2 separate regions of the Mus musculus genome follow, and region 2 is linked to region 1. Evidence: chromatin loops called from intact Hi-C (ENCODE). Cell type or tissue: heart. All regions are shown on one strand. Each heading gives the region's core, and the rest is flanking DNA. Links, peaks and the distances in the headings are about the cores only.

Region 1 (9,466 bases), core at 5,467-9,466:
AGCAGAGTATTCTAGACGCAGGAGGCCCATAGCCTCAGACGTGCCAGCCTTTGCTTCCCCTCTGGAACCCCAAAGATGGACCTGAAAATCACAGAAAGCTCTGGGGGAAATGCATCTCACTCAGAGGGAACAAGGATCAGGATGGTTCTAAGACAACTGAGCCAGTTCAGGAACTGGTGTCTTACTTAGCCTGGCACCTCCCTGCTCCAGGATTGTGAGCTGAGGTGCTCCCCAAGGTCTGGACCATGGCTGTCTCTCACAGCTCTCCCTCGGACTCAGAATCTGCTCACAGACCTGAGGGGCTGGTCAGTGGACCTGGGCCAGAAGAGTTCAAATGAGGGTGCCTCCTGGGTGTGGGTGCTCGAAGCCTTGACTGGCCCCCTTTCTGTTCTCCCACCTGGAAACGGTAGTGGTGGCTTCCTGCTCAGAAATCTCCTGGGAACAAGGTATTGTGCTCTGCTCCTTATCCAAATGCCAGCCCACACCTTACAGTTCCCCCGTAGCAGGATCATCAGGAACAAGGTCAAAGTCCAGAACAATGAAGATGAAGTGGGCTCCAGGGCTCAGATGGGATTTAAATTCCAGCTCTGCCACACGCCTAAGGGAGCCATTTCACCTCTTTGAACTCCAATTTCATTTCCTCACATGAAAGACAAGGTCACAGATTCAAAATATAAAGAACTGTAAAATTTGGGGGAATAACTCTAATTTCTCAGTAAACAGTTGACTTCCTCATGGACGAAGACGTTGAATGGATGGAACCCAAGATGTTCTAAGTCCCACGTGCCGGGACAGGGGCTTCCCCAGGACAGTATCTGGATGGGGAGGTGCGGAAAGGGGCGAGGGATTGAGTCCAAGATTCTCCTCATCACCCTCTGCCCCTCAATCGCTTAGATCTTCCGCCTGGCTGCAGACTCCGCCCACCCAAGACCCCGCCCAAGGACGCTCTCCAGGGTACCGAGCCAAGTCTGCCGCGTCCTAAGGCCCTTGCTGAGAGTCAGCAGTCATCGATTTGTTTTTGTTTTTGTGTTTGTGTGTGTGTGTTTGTGTGTGTGTGTGTGTGTGTGTTTTCTAACTGGGTCGCGGTAGAAGTAAGTGGGAGTAGGAAGAATGTTTATGGAAATGAGGGAGGCTGCCAAAAGTGATGAAAAATGAAAAGAGTGTCTTTCTGGGACCGGCCTCCACCCTGCCACTCCTTGCCTCCGGAGGACTGCAGGATGCCGGGTTCCAGCTATCTTCTCTGCCCAAGACCACGACTTTTTCAGCGCCAGCCTGTGCCTCCTCCTGCGCTGCTGTTTCCCTCCTACCTTCCAGACGGCCCCTCCTCTGTCTCCCTCCAGGGGCGCATCCCATCTTTGCCTCCACAATGCGGATGCTTCTAACAAAATTCCCCATTCTCTTTGTCCCACTGGGCAGCGATCCTTCTCCCAACACACACCAACTCATCCAGCCCTCTTCTGGGGTGCCAAAGGCCAGTATAGTATGTCTCTGAGCATCTCCTCCAGGAATATCCCATTGACCCGAAAGCCAAATAGTGAAGAACCAACTTGACTGATGATTGTGTGTGATGTACCAGCAAAATTTCCAACTCCTAGACTGAACTTTACAGCTTGACCTTTCTCCTCCCCTCTGCTCCCCGCATCCCCCATCCCCAGAAGTCACTGGATTCTTACATCCATACTTATTCACAGGTCCCCGACTCCTCCCCTTTATTTTGGCCTCTCCCCAGCCCCCCAGTTCCAGTTCAACCTCTGTATTCCACATCCATGCTGCACCTAGTGGTAGCTTCCTGACATATGCGGTCACACTGTGCTCCCTCAAAACCCTCCTTCACCCCTAACTCCTTCAACCCTGGATCAGGGTCCTCAATCTGGCCCCGAATGATCTCTCTTTATCCTCTTCTGCTACAGGTGTGTGTGTGGGGGGGGGGTGGAATCTCTATCAATTTCCAGTCCCCTCTGTTTCTTCTTTTGTACAATGTTTATCCTCCAGGATACTGACAAGTTTCCTTTCTTTCTTTCTTTCTTTCTTTCTTTCTTTCTTTCTTTCTTTCTTTCTTTTTTCTTTCTTCCTTTCTTTCTCCTCCTCTTCCTCCTCCTTCTCCTTCTTCTCCTCCTCCTCTTCTTCTCTCCTCCTCCTCCTCCTCTTCTTCTTCCTCTTCTTCTTCTTCTCCTCCTCCTCCTCCTCCTTCTCCTCCTCTCCTCCTCCTCCTCCTCCTCCCCTCCTCCTCCTCCTCCTCCTCCTCCTCCTCCTCCTCCTCTCCTCCTCCTCCTCCTCTCCTCCTCCTCCTTCTCCTCCTCCTCCTCCTCCTCCTCCTCTCCTCCTCCTCCTCCTCCTCCTCCCCCTCCTCCTTCTCCTCCTTTTTAAATGACTATCCCAAATCCTGGCCTGCCCTTCCTGTGCCATCTCAGCACACACCCAACCCAGCACCCTTGGGATTCTGGGCCTGGAGCTAATATGCTTTTGGCTTTTCCTCCACACCTTGCGTTTGCCCTACCCCCTCCTCCTGGTCTGGGTTCTTCTCATTTCATCTGCTGAACCCTCCTTTCATGGAGGATAGGCCTTGACTCCCAGCCCAGCCCAAGGGTGCAAGGGAAGAATGCTGATGGAGAAGTCCAGAGAGAGACCAAAGATGGAAAGGAATAGTGCTAATCAGAGCCAAGTTTGGTCCAGGATCATGTTGCAGTGAGTCTAGTAAGGAGTTGGGGCAGGCTGCTGTCCCCTACTCCCTGGGGCAGGCTGATGCTGCAATAAACTGTGCCATCCACTGGGGATGGGGAGTAACTGCCAGGCCATGGACTTCACAAGGGACTGGGACACTCTGCCTGGGGGCAGGGATATAGAGTGGGGGTCTAGCCTGGGTCTTGTTAACAAGCACCCATGGGACAGAGGAAAGATGAATTGGTAGCTCAGAGAGTCATCTCACAGTGCCCGTCCCCCTGTGGCCAGGAAGCTTCCTCCTGTAGGTCTGATGCCCAGAATGATGCCACTGTGAAAGGATGGCATGTACCCTTGGTGCCAGGGACAGGTCTCTGAGCAGGGACCTCATCACACCACCAGGGGCAAAGCCTTTGCTTTGACAAGGACATGGAAAGCCACCACGGTCTCTAGAACAGCTTTAGGGTGGGGCAACTTCTTCATCATTTCAGGAAGATGGCTCTGTCAGTCCAGATGAGGAGACGTGGCTCAGCTTCCTCTGAGGGGCAGGGCTGGTGACCTTAGGAGTGGGTAGTAATCTCCAGTTACCAGTGGGGGGATGAAGCACTGGGACAGATATCAAGTCAGAGGAAAGCCGAAGGCTACTACTGTGTCCTTCAACCCAGAATCCAGTGGCCCTGCTTCCTACCCAGTGCAAGGGGTACAGCTAAGCAGATGTGGCTCAGAGGAAGACTGAGGCAGATGAGGGAGGCCAACCTGGAGTACAGCTGGATCCTTGGGTGCCTCTACTAGACGCTGATATCAGGGAGTATAAGAGGTCAGGGCCAGAAGGTCCGACTCCTCATTACACTGGTGGGCAAACAGGCCAGGGGCATATCCAGGACCAAAGGATATAAAGAGTAGATAGAGCTGGACCACAGATCAGAGACTCCTGGTCATTGTGTCCCAAGTTATTTTCTCCTCTTCATACTCTCTGCCTCTCCTCTGGTAAGGACGGAGGCTCAGCAAAGGAGGCTGTGGATAGAGCTTTAGCACTTGGACCCCCTCCCCACAACAAGAATGCAGCATTTTACTAGGGTGGGTCAGAGCAGAGGCGATCCCTGAGTTCCTCTTCTAAGAAAGGTTTTGCTGTCCTCATCTCCCTCCAACCTGGCACACCAGGACCCCCCTTTCCCGGAGTCCCCCAGCCTCCCACTCAGTCCTGCTTTACCTCTTCTGTGCAACTCCCCACACCTGAGGAGGGAGGGAGGGGGCGTGACTCAGTGGGATAAAGGCAGCTGTTATATTTGAGTGATTACATAAGCCAGGAGGAAGGCAGCTGCAACGTGACTGCACAGAGGCCAGGAGACAAGTCAAGTCTGGGTTGCAAGGCGGGGGTCTCCTCCTGGACTCTGCACACTCTAATCTAGGGCAGAGACAAGTCTTTACAGGACCAGAAAGCAACCATTGTGCACAGGTTGCAAAGTCCTCCCTATGTCTAGGCACTTAAGGAAGGGTCTACCCCACCCCACCCCACCCCACCCCCCAAAACTAGCTCTCAGGTTTCTAGACAACCTAAGGCCAGATTCTGATGAAGCTGTAGAACCTGCCAGGGACTCCTCTTCAGCAAGGAAGACACAAATGAGAAAAGGGTACCTGCCAGGACGGGTTGTCCCAAGCCTATCTGTCCTTGGTAGGCCACTCTCTGGCCACCCTGGGTCTCCCAAGGGTGAAGTGAGAGAACACACGAAGCCTTGGCACAGCAGGTATTCCATATCCTCACTGGCAAGGCAAAGGGCTAGTTGGGGGTTTCACAGGGAGTCCAAACTCACATTGAGCTGACTTCTCTGCCCTGAGTAAACTGACATGGGTGGCCAACTATGAAGTCTGTGGGGCCCTAGGCAAGCCCCTGAGCTCTGTTGGTGTTTGCAGTATCTTTCCTGCAGTGTCCAGGGAGCATCAGAGCCTTCGTTCGAGTCCTGCAGCCCACAGTGCAGTGAGTCAAGGAGGGGTAGGACTAGAACAGGTTGCAGGCAGATGCGGTGACCAGCACTGGGCACCAGCACAAGGCCCACAGCCATCAGGCCCATGGGGTTCCTCCTACGCACCCCCCCAAACCCCGGAGGAGGAAGGCTGTGCCCACCCAGACTGTGTTGCCATGACGCTCACTGGTCTCCATGGTTCCAGGCACACAGCCCTCCCCTCATCAAGAGGAGGGCTGAAGGTGACAGGAGCTGAGGAGATGTGGGTTCCTGGCACCCCCTCCTAGTCTATCTCTCTGCCTGGATCCTTGGGGTTCCTCGACTTGAACCTCCGGGAGACAAAGCAGAGAAGAATGACAGTTTCCACTTCAGAGTCAAAAGAGTGACAAAGAGGGGACTTATGCATAGAAGACAGTCAAGATTGCAGGGGAGTGGCAGAGGGGGGAGGGAGGGCGGAATGGCAAGAGGGAGGGCACACTCAAGTCACCAGGCAGAGTGCCTCCCAGCTGATAAGGAGTGGGAGGTACAGTCCTCAGGCCCAGCTCTTTGGTCTGTGGGTGGGGGTGGGCGGACAGAACAGAGGAGGAGGAGGTGGGGGAGGGGCAGCAGCAGGAGGGAGAACAATTTTCCTAGAGAGCTCTTTGTGTGTGGATGTCCCTCCTCCACGTGCTCTGTGTGTGTGTGTGTGTGTGTGTGTGTGTGATGCACTTGAGTTATGGCAGTGCAAGCTGAGGTGTGCAGGCACGTGTGTGCAGAGCATGAGTGTGTGCCTGTGGCCTGTGTCACTGTGTCTCCAGGGTGATAAATACAGCAGTAGGAGCTGTAACCAGGGCAGAGGAAGTGTGGAAATTTCCACAGGCTGAAAGTAGCATAGAGGAGGGCACATGCCAGGGCCAGTGAGCTCTTCAAGGAGCCATCCCCCTGGTTGGTTAGCTGGGTACAAATCCTCCCCATGTTTTCATAGAACATGGACACTGGGAACAAGAATCCAAAGGCATTCCCTGACAGGAGAGGCAGGGAGATTCTGACCAGCTCTGTGTGGGTGTGGGTGCGCACGTGCATGCATGTGTGTCAGTGAGACAGAAACAGTCACACAGTCTGAGAGTAGGATCTGGGTCATTCAGGTCACTAAGTACTTAAGTAGTAGAAAAGATGCTGTTTTCTGGTAGGGACAAGATCCTAAAGGGCCCATTAGACAGGGATGTAGTCGTGTCTCCTAGGTAGCCAGTAGAGCTAAGACCTGACAGCTAGGGTGTGGAGGGGAGGCCTTAGGGTGTCTGGTGCTGAGGGTGTGAGGCCCTGGGGTTGCATGGGTGTTAAGATCCAGCTACAACAGGTCCTTACTTCAGGCCATCTACATTTGTCTGTCTCTCTTCAGCATCCCCTACCCTCCAGGCTTCAGGACATGAGCCCTTCATGAATCCCTCTGAGCAGCATCCTCTCTCCTCAAGGGTTTCCTCCTCCCCCACACCACTTACTCATCTGCCCCACGTGTGCGGCAAAAGCTCTGCACACAGCAGGTATTCAACAAGTGCTTGGTGAGTGAGGGCTGAACACAGGAAGTAGTCACTAAGTGCTGGCTGAACCTCTCAAGCTCTTCTCCTGTATGTCACAAAGATGTCACTGCGGATATATCTAGGAAGACTAGCAAGGGGCACGGCTGGCACTTCACACTTACCTGCGCCTGCTCATTCAGTGTTCCCAGGAGGCTATCGGGATGCAGCTTAGCTCCAAAGGACAGAGAGCACACAGACGATCAGAGATCTAAGTAACTGTCAAAGCCACGTGGACTATAAAGGATATCTGCCTACCCATCTATGCTTTCCAAAACAGAACTGTGGGCAGGCAGCAATAAGAGCCAGGGGGTAGGAAAGAGGTTCCATGCCCCCTCCAGCCCCAGGGTTAGTACGGAGGTAGCAGGGTCCAGCTTTACCCCCACCTGTCTCACTACAGCCTGTGTACCCAGAGCTCCCTGGAGCCAAGGGTTCCTGGGTCCTCACTGCTGGATATCATGCAGAGTGGGAGGGTTGAAATGAAGGAGCCAGAAGAGAGAAAGGCAGATACCCCAGCCCTCTTCTGCCCCATATCCTACCCTGCCCACTTTTCCCCAACACTCCACCAGCAATGCTCGGTGCCCAGGCTGTGCCCTACTACAGCCTTTTCTCTCAGAGTTCCCTCCCTATTCTCCTCCCCAACATCCAATCCCACCCCCAACCACACTCCTCCAGGAAGTCCTTCCTCCTTCAGGCTCCCACCCCTAACTCTGGGCTCCTCCCATCCCAAGCAACCTAAAGTACCAAGTGCATCCCTCCCTTCTGGCACTGGCTCCAGTATTAGGAATCCTTGAGACAACAGAACCTTCTGCTCTGCCCCCCCCCCCCAACACTGTAGTCACAGGTATTTTTCACGAAGGTTGAGTCTCAATCCTGCAGGGATGTGACCTCACGCCAAGGGAAAGCACTCTACAGTGTCACATAGTGCTGGCTACGGGGAGCGCTCACAAAAGGGGAGAACAGGCTAAGAGCAGGAGGAAAGCTGAGGAGACTCTAATGTCAGGCAGGGAAAGCTGAGAGCAGAGGCTCAGGCTTAGGTTTGCATTCTGTAGGCATTGGGCGAAGGGCTCCTCTCATGTCCTAGAGCCCAGGAGATCAAAGCAAAGCACCTCTACTGTGCTGTCTTACAACACATCACTAGTTGCTGGCCAGAGGCAGGGCTGAGTGGTCCAGCTGGCAGAAGAACAAAGCCAGATCCAGGAATATCACTGGGAGGGGAAGGAGAGGAGGGAGGGAGGAAGTGTTGCAGGTGTAGGGAGGGTTAGGAGGTGTTACACAGACCCTGCTCAAAATTTGCAACTATGAGTGGTCCATGACTGCCCCCTAGTGGCCAAATGCAGCTCCCCTCTGGCTAATCCCTAAACCAGAGTAATGACAGTGCCAGACCAGCAGAGGGCACCTCTAGTTGTACCCTCTTCCTTGGTCTCTGGGGTTGGTGGACAGTAGATCAAGTTCAGGGAGGAAGCAGCTCTTGGGCACATAAGCCCTCTAGCCATGTCCTGCCTGGAGGACATGATAATTTGGCTTGGAGCAGCTCCCTGAAGATAGGACAAAGGGATGGGGACCGTAGCTTGTGCAACAGGTTAGTAGAGCTCAAGGATCGTGTGCTGTCTCCTGGCAAACACCCAGGACACATGTCCAGGTGTACATCCAGGTCCCCACTGGGGCCACCTACTTGGTAAGCCAGGACTGAGGTGCCAGGCCTATGGCTAGGACCTGTGGCATCAAGAACTGACAGGAAGGCACAGCCGGGGTTCAGAGCTTTATAGGTGATGGGGGGGTCACAGATGGCACAGGTACCCCAGTCTTATCCAGCTCTGCTCTGCCCCTTTCGAGGCTAAGGACAGGACACCAGCAAGTCTGCTCACTAAGCCTTTGAGATAGGGTGGCAATGAGACTCCAGAGAAGGCAGAAGCTTAGCACTTTCCCAGAAGTCTCCAGTCTGTCTTTGAGTAGCTGGTGACCTCTGTAGGTCAGCACTTCCCTCTGAAGGCGATGCCCTGTGATGTGAGAGGCAGACTCCACTCTGGAAGCACACGCATAGTGCCCAGGGTAAAGCCCCCTTCACAGTCCTCCAAAGCTTGTGGTATGCACTGTGGCCTCGTGTCTCCAGCACGAGGCTCTGAGTAGCTGTGCCGGGGTCACTAACACAGATCTAGGCCCCAGCTCAGATGGTTGCAGGGACCGGGACTCAGACTAGCTGGGGTCTGCCTTGTCCTGAATCAGAAATTCCATAGCCTGGCTGTACAGTGGCACAGTAGGTACAGGGCCAGGCCAGGCCTCTGCCAGGACAGTGGAGGGTAAATAGCTCAGTAAACATGCAGAGGGTAGACTCAGGCTCCTGGCTTCAAAGCCCCAGCATTCACCTCTGGGCTTCACAGCCAACTGTACCCTTAGCCTAGGACACCAGTGCCCACAAACCATCACAGGCCTCAGCACCATAGGGTAAAATATACAGATATATTTATATTATCAAAAAGTATCCAAAGTGGGGAAGGGATAGCAGACAGCCACAGCCTGGGCCTCCCTGCCAGCACACACCAGAAGAGGGCTGATGTCCCCAAGTCCAGAAATCACCCTGCAGAAGCTTCCCACGAGCTCCCTTGTAGACCCCCGGGAGTACGTTCAGAGTGTCACCCTTTCCATTTGGGAGCCTGTGGGAAGGGGGTGGGCTCCCTCCCAGCGGGGCCCCAAACCCTTCTCCTGCACAGCTCCTGATTTCTGTCCATCTTTCCAATTCCACGGATTCAAAGAGCATGACCCTAGGTAAGCAAGCCAGGTCAAGAGCATTGCTTGCCTGCAGGAAAAGGAAGGGTCCCTCCTGGGAAATCCCCATTGCCAGCCCATTCCTGCCCAGCCAAGAAGCCTGTGCTGCAGTCAGGATATGGGATGTGGGTATGGCTTCCCCGTGTGTTCTGTTGGCTCACACCAAACACGCAGAGCACGAGGGCGTCTGAACAGGAAAGCTTCCTGGTGGCAGTGATGGTGTCCCAGAGTCAGAACGACTCCTGTGCTCAGACATGGCGGAGAAGCTGTAGGGAGCACAGAAGCCCAGATCCTATAAGTGCTTTGTGAAAGTAAAAAGGAGCAGCCAGCAATGGAGTAGATGCCGAAATATCAGCAGCTGGGGTTTCCAAGGCTAGACAAAAGGGGCCCCAGAAACCTAGGGAAGAGACTAGATGGGCTGTCAGAGAAATCAGTTAAGTGCAGGCAGGCATCCAGCCAGGTCCCACCCAGCCTTGCCCACATGAACCAGAGACACTTACGGAAAGGGGGTCAGCAGTGAAGGCTGCC
Region 2 (11,437 bases), core at 3,365-7,364, 100 kb after region 1:
GGACCTAGGGCCCTTTGACTGCAAGGAAAATAAACCAATAGTCAAAATCTACAATTGGTGCCTCATCTTGAGGTCCCCTGGATATGTGAAGTCAGGCTAGGGTCACACCCATAGTATCACCCTGAGCCCTCCCCAGAGGCCTCTCTAGTTCTGCATGGTGATGACTGCCCTGCCCAGGGCCTCAGACAGAGTCCACCCAACTTTGAGATTAAAAAAAAAAATGAAGGAGTTGGGTGGGATGTGAGAGGGGCCATAATCACAGAAGCCCCAGGGAGTTTTGCCCACTCTAGCAGAAAAAGGCCTAGACAATCCTCTCCTTGACATCCCTCACCACCCAGCCTGAGCACAGAGCCCAGGGAGAGTCAGCAGATGGATCCAGTGCCTCTAATAGGAAATTCAAGGGCTTCTGGAAGGCTACATCGACCAACTATCAATCGAACTGAGTTCCTGCAGGACCTGTCAGGACCTTGTCAGCAGGGCCCCAGCAGCCCCAGGTGTGGTGACCATCCATGCTTCTGGATCCTTTCTGAGGTGGGAGGGTAGGGAAGCATTGCCTTGGTTCTGTTAGAGTCCTAACTGCACCTCTTATCCTATCTCAAGACAGTTTCCACACACTGTGGTAGCAGAGCCGAAAGAGGGACCTGTCCACTGTGAAGTCCTTCATCGAGGGGACAGTATTCTCTCTCCTCAGAGCCTGGAGATGCCTTGGGCAGCAGAAATCTACAAAGTTCAGAAGGGCAGCCCTTGGAATCCAGGGCACAGGAACGAGAGGACAGATTGGAAATGGCCTGCAGATAGAAGTTACCAGATTAGGAGTTCAGGAAAGTGGCTTGGGCAAGGAAGCCAGCCTGTCTAGGTCAGGACCTCAATAACTCCGTGCTAGGATCTAGAAGAGTTAGCTTACCTTCAGTCCGTCTAGACAGCCTTGCCTCTAAGGGTGTAGATGGATGAGGTTTACACTATTACAGGGGAGCGAGTCACTGAGCAGGGAGTGCTAAGCTTAGTGCCCTGACCACAGTGACTTCTCACTAAGTGCACATTGGATGCTGACATACTGTCTACCTACCTCCAACCTTATGTTCACACAGCACCTGCCAGCAGGGCACAGGGAGCCCAGCCCTACCCACTCCAGGGCACAGAAGGCTATTTCTCGGGCTGGGTGAAGGGCTGGTGTGGGTGAACCCCTTTAGGGCCTCTACTGGGAGAATGAGGTTCTAGGTCAGGCTTCATCCTGGGATAATACATCTAGTCCTGGAAGTAGGCTCAGCCCACTAGTAGGCTCGGCTGCTGTGGGTGGGACACTGCTGCCTGGGGGACTCTTCCTGCCTCAAGTCTGTGGAGTCCTGGGTCAGTGGGCATCTCCACGTCTTCCCTGGAGGAGGCTGCCTCCCTCAGCACCTTCTAAATTTAGGACTTGGTTCTGTGACTCATTTCTGAATCTGCTTGGCTCCCTCCTCCAGGAGTGTGCTCCCACGATATTTTTATCCTCCACTGCCACAGACTGAAGAATACAGGCCCCCAAATCCCTCAGAAATCCTAGACTAAGAAGGGTTCCCTGCTCCCATTTGCCTGAGTCGCTCAGAGTGCCTCTCGATCAGATTCTGTGCTCCAGCCCCACTTCTGTCTTCTCAGCTTTCTCTAGTCCCAACCAGAGTCACTGAGCTGGCTGTGTGGTCATCTTGGGGGCTCTTTCCCAGGGGAGAAGGGGTGGAACCAAGTGCCTCCCATCTGGCTTCTCGACAGAGCCCACACCTGAAGGCAGGAGGTCTGCTTCTTCACCGGACTCCCTCCCGTTGGCCTATTGCACTTTCCTTCCCCTCCTCTAAGTAAGGAGTTTGAACCACATCATTACTTAGAAAGGCTTGGAGCAAAGTTTAAATTACCACTGGGCCAAGACTCTAGCCACCTTCAAGTAGGGTGATCCAGGGATGAAGTTTTAATGTCTTTTTTTTTTTAAAGATTTATTTATTTATTATATGTAAGTACACTGTAGCTGTCCTCAGGTACTCCAGAAGAGGACATCAGATTTCGTTATGGATGGTTGTGAGCCACCATGTGGTTGCTGGGATTTGAACTCTGGACCTTCGGAAGAGTAGTTGGCGTTCCTATTCACTGAGCCATCTCACCAGCCGGAAGTTTTAATGTCTTGTGGCTCCTGTCTGCCTACCTCTTTCATCCTCCTCTGCCCCAAAGCCTGCTCTATTCACAGAAAACACAGGCCTGCAGGGAGGAAGACCCCTCGCTATCCCTACACTTAGCAGGACCTTCACTGAGTCCAGGGTCTGGTCCCTGTATGGTCAGAAATACAATATTCAACATGAGACGAGAATCCTCTTAACTCTAGGCCTTGGGAGGTGGGCAGAGCATGTGAACTCTCTGGTGTCAACACTCCAGACATCTCTTTCCCTGGGACAGAAGAGGACATGAAAGCCTAAGTTCCCATTTTACTTCCAGAAATGTTGGCCCCCAGAGGCATGTTGTAAAAGTTTGGAGGAGATGCACAAACACGGGGCTGCTGGCTGGCTGGAGAAGAACACCATCTGTAGCCTGCCACAACCTGTCTTCCCTGGAAGCAGTGATAACCAGCACTCATTACTTACCACATGCCTGGTGCTGTTCTTTGTACTAGACAGGTTATAACTCATTTAATTTATAGTTCACCCTCCAGACAGCCCTGGATGATGCTTGCCACCTCTACTTTAGAGACAACTAGAGACATGAAAAGGCGGCAGTGACTTATCCAGGGTTACAGTATTAACACCGTGAGAGTTAATGAAAACCTGGGGCTGACTGCATGCCTGGCTCCCATTGGCTCTCAGACAGCTCTTCCCAGAGTATATATTAGATATTCCATAAATGATTGATGAAGATGTTTGATCACTGCCGTGTAATGGAAAGATCTCCATCCTAGTCCAATTCTGTCCCAACTCATATGTGTCCTTAAGTGAGTCCCTTCTTAAGGCTGATGTGGAGGCACATGCATACACAGAACTCTGGAGCTGAGGAAGGAAGAAATCTTCAGGTTTGAAGCCAGTGTGGGCTACATAATACACCATCTCAAAAAGGGAATCCTGGGGTGGTGGTGGCACACGCCTTTGATCCCAGCACTTGGGAGGTAGAGACAGTTGGATCTGAGTTCAAGGTCAGCCTGGTCTACAGAGTGAATTCCAGGACAACCAGGGAAACCCACAGTACACAGAGAAACCCTGTCACGGAAAAAAAAATGATATCAAAAAAAAAAAAAGAAAGAAAGAAAGAAGGAAAAGAAAGAAAGAAATGGGGGGCAGGGAGAAAGAGAGAGGGAGGGAGAGACAGCGAGACAGAGAGACACAATCTCCACCCACTCATGCTTTTTGTGAGGGGGTCTTATGTGTCACATGCCAGGTAGTCCTCAAACTTGCTGTGTAGCTGAGGCTGACCTTGGGTTTCTAATCTTCCTCTCTCTAGCTCCTAAGTACTGGGATTATGAAAATATGCCACCATATTCAGTTTATGCAGTGCTGGGGACTGAATCCAGGGCTCCGTACACATTAGGAACGGATTCTACCAATTGAGCTGCATCCCCAGCCTTCCTTTGCCTTTAGCTTTGGTTTCCTGGCTGAAAAATCAATCAGTGGGGGCCACAGGACTAGACATTTGGAGGTGGGTGGGACAGAGCTTGGATTTTTGTTTTTATACGTACCCACTTTTCCTGAGTTACCCAAGGTAACTCAGATGTTGGATTTCTGTTTCTACATGTACCTACCTTTCCTGAGTTACCCAAGGTGGCCCCGTATGCATCCAGACCTCAGTGACTCCCAGATTTTCCCTCATCTGTTTACCCTCAGAGCCTCTTAGAATGCTCCAAAAACAGATGCAGAAAGCTTCCTGCTGCAAGGCAGAGAGACATAGAAAAGTGTACTTCCCTAGCGGACAGCTGCTTGATCATGTGTGTGCCCTGTGTGTCCATGGTGCCACCTTATTCCTCTACATGTCCCAGAGGTTCTTAAAGCCTCATTTCAGTGTGAAATATTTCCTGTCATCAACCAGGCCAGCTCCACTACCATTGCTAGTTGCTGCTGGCCCCAACCAACGTGATCACAGCTTACACACCAGTACACCCCAGTCAGGGGCCCTCCCCATTCCTGTCCATTTCGAGTCCATTTCCCTTGGTGATGCACCTTATCTGCCGTACTTGGGATACTACTTTGAGAAGCAGGGTTTACACAGCTCCAGCTACACCAGTGGGTCTCAACCATCCTAATGCTGCAACCCTTTAATACAGTTCCTCATATTGTGGTGAACCCCAACCATAACAAGTATTCCATTGCTACTTCAGAGCTATAATTTTGTTACTGTTATGAATCATAATATAAATATCTGATATGCAGGATATCTGACATGCAACCTCAATGGGGTTGCACCCCACGTGTTGAGAACCGTCGGTCTACACTGTTCTTTTTTTCTTTTTTCTTTCCTGGATGTTCAGATCCTCCTTTGCTTCCTGAGACTGTTGGTCAACTCTGAGTAGCCAGGCCTCCCTCATGCCTAGTTGGGTCAGAAGTGGAATAGTGACTCACCTTTTCAAGCGGGCTTACTAAATGTACACCCAATAAAAGCTAGTCTTTTCGGTGTGAAGAAGAGCTCCAGGCTCAAAGGCAAAAAAAGCTGGGTTCTAGCCCCAGTTCACATAGTGACTTGGGCTAGCCCTGGACCTATTTGGTGCCTTCAGGCTTGCAATTTGCAAAAAAGAGGAAATGGGTCTCTCAGCCTGCAATCAACTAACTGTAATAATCGTCTGCCTTTACAGACTGCTTGGGGGTTTCATTTTCATCCTTGGGTCTCATTTGATCTTTCCAACAAGCTCATTCCATCTATAAATGAGAAAGCTTAGGTTCCCAAGGAAGCAATTTACACAAGTCACACAGCAAGTCAAAAGTGGAGGCTGGGCTATAGCTCTGAAATCCTACTCTGGTCCTTAATTCTCTTTGTAAATCCGGTGTGAGGGTCAAGGCAACGGGGGGGGGGGGGACTGTGATTTGCAAACAATAAAAGGTTCGTGGAAAGATGAGTGGACAGATCCGTTACTACACGTTACTGTTATCTTTGCTCCGGCGCCCCCGCGCGTCCAACTCGAGGACCTCATCGCGCAGGCGCCTTTTTGCTGTTTACCGAGGCAGCGAGGCTCGTATTTGCGCGTGCGCTTTCCAGCGAGCACGCCCCGAGCTCCTGATAGACTTAGCTGCCTTGTAGCCCCCTAGTGGTTGTGGCCACTCTGCCACTGCGGCCCCCTAGGGCTTTCCCTCGGATGTAGGCGTCTCCACAGCCTCAGAGCAGCGAAGGGCAGAGAGGCTGCCGCATTCGACCACTTACAGTGGCCGCACTAAGCGCCAGAGGGGCGGAAGGCAGAGGCTTGGGCGCTGTGCTTTGCCCTAGTAAAAACTACATTTCCGGAAAGTCGGAGAGTGAGGTCGCAGAAGGGCATATTGGGAGTTGGAGTTTGGAGACAGAGGAGGTCTTCCGCAGCGGGTCCGGGCGGTGAGGAGGTGGAGCCTGGGCTCTAAACTAGGGCTGGTTGGTTCTAAGGACGCATAAATGACACAGTAGCTAGCTTGTATTTTAGAAAGAACACTAAGTTGTCTGCAATTGCTCCTCCGCTAGTCAACACTCAGATCGCCTTATGTCCTGCTGTCAAATCCAAGCTGCGTGTGCGTGTGTGTGTGTGTGTGTGTGTGTGTGTCCCAAGTGCTGCGATTACAGGTCTGCGCCAGTATGTCCAACTTAATTAAGCAATAATAAAAATGTTCACTACCTTCATAGTCCAATACCGTTGTAACTGTGTGACGACTTGACACATGGCTAAATGCCATGTAAGAAGTAAAAATTGTAGGCGGCCTTGGTGTTCCAGGAGTTGGAGATGGGAGGGACATGAGTCTGAGGTCAGACTGGACTTCATAGTAGAACCTCAGTGGTAAAGTGTTTGCCTAGATTTGATACAAATGACAAAGGCCCTGAATTTGATACAAATGACACATAACACCCTAAATGAATGCCATTTTAAATGAAACTAGTTTTAACTCATGCAAATGGCTACTTTGTGTCTAGGGCTACTTTGTGTCTTAGGGCTACTTTGTGTCTAGGGCTACTTTGTGTCTAGGGCTACTTTGTGTCTAGGGCTACATTGTGTCTAGGGCTACTTTGTGTCTAGGGCTACTTTGTTGGACAGTTTCATAATTTAAATCTGTTGTCTTCAACATAATGGTCTCGCCTTGCTTTGTGAGGCTCACGGTTCAGTTTCTTCCTGCCTACTCACTTCCTCCATTGTTTGTCCCTTGCAACCTAAAAATTAGGTTGGATTGTAAAAATCTTCCCTACTGTTTATTAGGCTGGAATAACAGGCACAGAAAAAGCCAGCTGTAAAATTAACAGGAAATAATATTTTCCCAAGGATATACTGCAGCTATTAAAATGTTATAATGACCTCCTGCTTTGAGTAACAATTTATTTCTTACCAACCCAGCAGGCTTGTTTTCTGGAATCGTAGGCTATCTGTAACTTTGCTATTGGAAATGATATGAACAAAGTGGAGAGTTTTGTCTGTGGGATCTGAGCCACTGAGTGAACTTGGGTACAGAGATCCACTTGAAGGGCTTCTAAAGGTGGTCCATCAGTAGTCCTCAACCTTCCTAATGCTGCAACCCTTTAATACACTTCCTTATGTTGTGGTGACCCTCAACCAAAAGTTATTTTCATTACTGTCTTAAGACATACCAAAAGAGGGCATCAGATCCCATTACAGATGGTTGTGAGCCACCATGTGGTTGCTGGGAATTGAACTCAGGACCTCTGGAAGAGCAGTCAGTTCTCTTAACTGCAGAGCAATCTCTCCAGCCCTCATTGCTACTTTGTAACTGTAGTTTTGCTACTGTTATGAATTGTAATGTACATATCTATGTTTTCTGAAGGTCTTGGGTGATCCCTGTGAAATAGTTGTGTGACCCCTAAGGGGGTTGCAGCCCACAGGCTAAAAACCACTATGTTATGTCTATCTTAATTTTATTGTTTTCAAGGAAGCAAGACTCTGGGTCCACTTGGCAGTGCAGACTTATGAGCCTTTCAAACTGTCTTGCTTAAATCTCACAGGACCACCAGACTCAGTTGGCTTAGGCTGGGATAGGTGACCGGGGTTACTGGAATATGCAGCCAAAAACATGGGGTATGCTGTCCTTTGTGCCAGGGCTGCCTGATGCTTTGAATCAAAATTCCAGAAATTAAAATAAAAAAGCCGAAACTATGTTAAACATTCTAACAAGCTGACTAACTGATAAAAACTTAAATGATCATGGGTAAGTGGAATGTTGCAGGCCTAGAGTTAAATTATCTTGAACTGCCTTTAACCCTCTAAATAGCCATTTATTGCCCACATTTGCATTTGACCTGACACCCTTGTGGCTATCAGGCACAGTCCTCTTTGGAATGTATAAACATATGCATAGCTTTCACCTTCAGCCAAGAACTGCCATCAGATAGCCTGAGGCCTATAGCAGGTATTGCTCTCCTTTGCTGTAACCTGCCTACCCGAAGTTTCTACTAACACATCAGAACAGTGCCTTGGCTGGTCATTTTGTTCCGCTACTGTAAAAATTCCGTACTGTTACTCCTTTGGAGCATGGAATTTGGGGTAACCTTCTCTGTGTTCTCTGGTCCATTACACTGGTATTTGGCTCCAGAATAAACTCTCATTTAGTTGCTGTGAGGCAAGATCTGTGTTTTTGTGTTGCCATTGTGTTGATGGTGGGCAGCATGCCATGTACACTGAAGCAGGCACGTGCAGTGTGCTGCAGACACCTGCCAACCACTTTCTGGGGTCTCTGGCAGAGCCACTGTAGCAGCCCACCCCGTTAGGTAACTGGTCCCTGGATCCTGAGCTCTTCCAAGGGCTCATTGCTGTCCTGTGGGTCTGTGCATTTCTTTGGCTTTAAATGGATTTTATCCCTGGGGTAGAAAGTGAAAAGAGTATGACTAAGGCCTGTGGTGAAAACTCCATTTCATGATGTGTCTCTTCCCAAATGTGGTCCTCGTGAGTGAGTATGTCCTACATACAGTGCGGTTGGTCTACATCAAGATCTTCCCGATGGTCCACAGGCAGCTTCAGCACACCAAGCTAATGACCATGCAAGCAAGAGCTACCCTCTGGGTGAAGATCTGTGGGGCTAAGTCATTGGGGGTGACTGTGGGGCCATGTCCTGCGTTAGGTACTAGTGAATACCATCAGTTTTATCCAACTCCCTCCTCCTTTTCAGCCAGTTCAGGCTAAGGACAAATGTGGAGGGCAATGAACACAGCCATTCTCTTGTTACACGCCAATGTAACTGTCAACTCCACAGTTTATGCCTGCTTGGATGAAGACTGCTGCTATTTTACAGAATCACCTATAGGCACATGCCAGATAGATGTCAGGAGTAGGAATGGACAGATGGACAGAGTGTGACACAGCCTTCTCTCAGTGTGGCCTATGACTTCAGCTGTGGTCTCCTCCTGAAGGCACAAACCCAGAGTAAATGAAAGACAAGGCTTGCGTGGCTGACGCATGCTGTGAGCCATCAGTTAGTTACTTTTCCTATTGCCGTGATTAAACACCCCAAAGAGCAACAAAGAGGAGAAAGAGTTTATTTCGACTTACAGTTTGAGGATATGGTCCATGATGGCAGGGAAATCACACAAGGAGAAGTGTGAGGCTGGGAGCACAACCACGGAGGCAGAGAGTGAGGAATGCTTGTGTCCAGTTCATTTTCTTTTCATTCAGCCAGTGACCCCAGTCCAGAAAAGTATTGCTCATGTTAGGGTGGTTCTGCCCACTTCAGTTAACTGAATCTAGATCATCTCTTACACCTCAGTTAACTGAATCTAGATCATCTCTTACAAACACACCCAGGGACTTGTGTTCCTGGTGATTCTAAATGTCATCAAGTTAGCATTCGTGATAAATGGTCAGTTTACCTCAGGGAACATGTGGCTTTGTGTGTGCTTCCCTGGAGATGCACATAGCAAGCTGATAGGAATGTATGATAAGAGGGCTCCAAGAGCAGTACAGGATTTTCATGGTTCTGTGTAGCTTTTCTTGCTGTGGGGATGATGTTGACAGCTCGAGTGGATTCTGAAAGACTTTTTTTCTTCTTCTTCTAAGAATCTGCATCTTTTATGGTAGAAAATGAAAGCATTTTACTGTGAAACACTATAAAGGTTTATAATGCAAATATTTTGAAACCTGGAAACAACAGAAAAAAGTTGGTTATATTAAAAATGTGCACTTGCTCTTAGGAAGGTAGCCTGGAAAAATATTAATTCTTCATCAAGAAACTGATGTTTTGTCTGGTTTTTGAAGATAATCTCACTCTGGCCTGGAATTCATGATGTAGCCGATGATGACCTTGAATTTATGACCCTCCTGCCACTCCCTCTCAAGTAGTATACACTTACAGGCGTGTGTCAGGACTCACCGCTTGGTGTTTTGTTTTGTTTTGAGACAAAGAGTCTCACTCTATAGTTCTAGTTGATCAGAACTCATTATGTAGATCAAGCTGGCCTCAAATTCAGAGACCTCCAGAAAAGTAGGAATAGTCATTGATGCATTGTCTTTCACAATGGATACAAACATTGTCCTTTTGTTTATTGTGGGTTTGTACCTTCTGGAAGAGGCCACTGCTGAAGTCATAGGCCACACTGAGAGTGTATCCACCTGCCTTGGACAAGAATTAAAGGCATATGATACAATGCCAGGCATCTCAACTTAAAAAATATATGTATGTTTATTGTATGTGTGTGGGTATATCATGAATGTGCCTGAGGAAGCAAGAAGAGGTTATCAGATCCCCTGCAGCTGTAGTTACAGGAATTGCGAACCATCATGTGTGTGCTGGGAACTGGCCCTAAACCCATCCCCACCCTTTTTTTTTTTTAATATTGAAAAATGGTTTCATTATGTGGCCCTGACGACTCTTGAATTTGTGACTCCTCTGCCTCCCAAGTGCTACGAGAACAGAAGCGAGTGTAATACCATGTCTAGCAGTTGACTTCATTAGACAATGGTTTTTGCTTTGAAATGAGATCTTGCTATGTAGCTCAGGCTGGCCTTTCACTTTGTAGACTAGAGTAGCCTCAATCTTGTGATAATTCTCTTACTTCTTCTGTATAAGTGCTGGGATTATAGGCAAGTGCCACCACAGGTGCTTACATTTATCTGACTGGACTAGGACAGTCTAAGACATTGGACATCCGCTAGGTTCTGTCTTGGTCCCTTGCTCTTCGGCACATTCTCTTTGGATGACCTCATTTACTTCCATCCATCTGCGTAGGACTCTCAGACCCCAAGCTCAAACCTTTATTCAATACTGAGGACATCTTCTTCAGGTCTGCCCACAAGTTCCTCTGTGTATTCAAAACTCTCTTTTTGGCTAACTTTGTCTTTGGTTGGAGGAAGACATATTCATTGCTGTGTTCTGGTACTGACCACCTCTGGCTATGGGTAGCACACAACCCCTCACCAACAACAGGTAGCTTTTCACCCGTGTATTCAAACTGTAGTATTCAGATATTTGATCAATGTCATAAGACCTAGAAAGTTGCCAAGACTGGGGTAGGGAAGGTGGAAACACTCTCAGGTGTTTCTCGTCTCGCCTTCCACAGAGAGTTGAGCTTCAAAGAAAACGTCTCACATCTCTCTTCCTACTTTGATCTCCCATGGAGTCTCCCTTGAAGTCCATTCAGTGTCTCCATCTTACCCAGTTCCCAAATGTTCTGTGCCTGTGTTTCTGGGACTCTGATCCAGGGCGTTGGGCATACCAGGCTCACATTCTACCTCAGAGCTGCATTCCCCACCTCAACTCCCTGCCCTTCAGGTGCTTTTGGAAGCTGCACAGACATCTGCCTTCATGGGGCCTAGAGGCTTCCCACAGGGGCCATTTTGAAAGTTCTGCAGAGTGGCAAGGAGTGTGGCAGGTGTCGCTGGGGAAGAGGATGAGTGGGGATTGAAGTTTTGTTTTGACTCTCCCTGTTTTTCTCTTGCTTCAGATCAAAGCCAGGGTCTTGTGCATGCTAGGCAGGTGCTCTGCCCCAGCTCTCCACACCTCCAGTCTCTCTAACACTTCTTTAAATCAAATGCACTCAAAGGACTTAAGAGTTTGACTTACTTGTCAAGCACTCTCTTGTCCCTTCATCTCACTCTACTACTACTGTATTTCATTGGAGCAGATCCGTATTCCTCATATCTATCTAGTCTTGACACAGTTTCTACAGTAATATGGGGGTTGCCTTCCTCTTCCTTACCCATTTTTATAGCATTAGCTACTATGGAATGATGCTGAAATGTCAAGTTTTTCCCTGTGGAGGGGAGAGACAAGAAGTATCTGTTCATCCCGTCTTGAACAGGCCTCCCTTTAAAAGTCTGGTCAGTCCTGGG

What was found. A loop is a pair of places that touch in the nucleus more often than their neighbours do. Peaks named below come from ENCODE experiments on the same cell type or tissue, not always from the same donor. Only the 100,000 strongest peaks of a DNase experiment are listed, where the experiment ranks them.
Region 2: a loop joins it to region 1, with 4 times the contacts of the local background. A loop is called at or near these places in 7 of 42 quality-filtered maps.

What each region holds. Positions count from the first base shown.
Region 1 is chr7:101,411,042-101,420,507 of GRCm38, reverse strand. Arap1 (ArfGAP with RhoGAP domain, ankyrin repeat and PH domain 1) reads right to left here. Exons shown (of 34, transcript NM_001040111.1): 33 at 9,439-9,466; 34 at 7,922-9,204. The coding sequence ends at 9,187. Among named protein-coding and RNA genes, the nearest start is that of Pde2a, 35 kb to the left of the region's middle. In heart, for the core only: no CTCF peak of the experiment used is centred there; DNase peaks (open chromatin) are centred at 7,587 and 8,453; H3K27ac peaks cover 944 bases.
Region 2 is chr7:101,304,596-101,316,032 of GRCm38, reverse strand. No RefSeq gene overlaps it. Among named protein-coding and RNA genes, the nearest start is that of Atg16l2, 8.2 kb to the right of the region's middle. In heart, for the core only: a CTCF peak has its summit at 5,228 (motif pointing left); a DNase peak (open chromatin) is centred at 5,182; H3K4me3 peaks cover 1,336 bases; H3K27ac peaks cover 1,336 bases.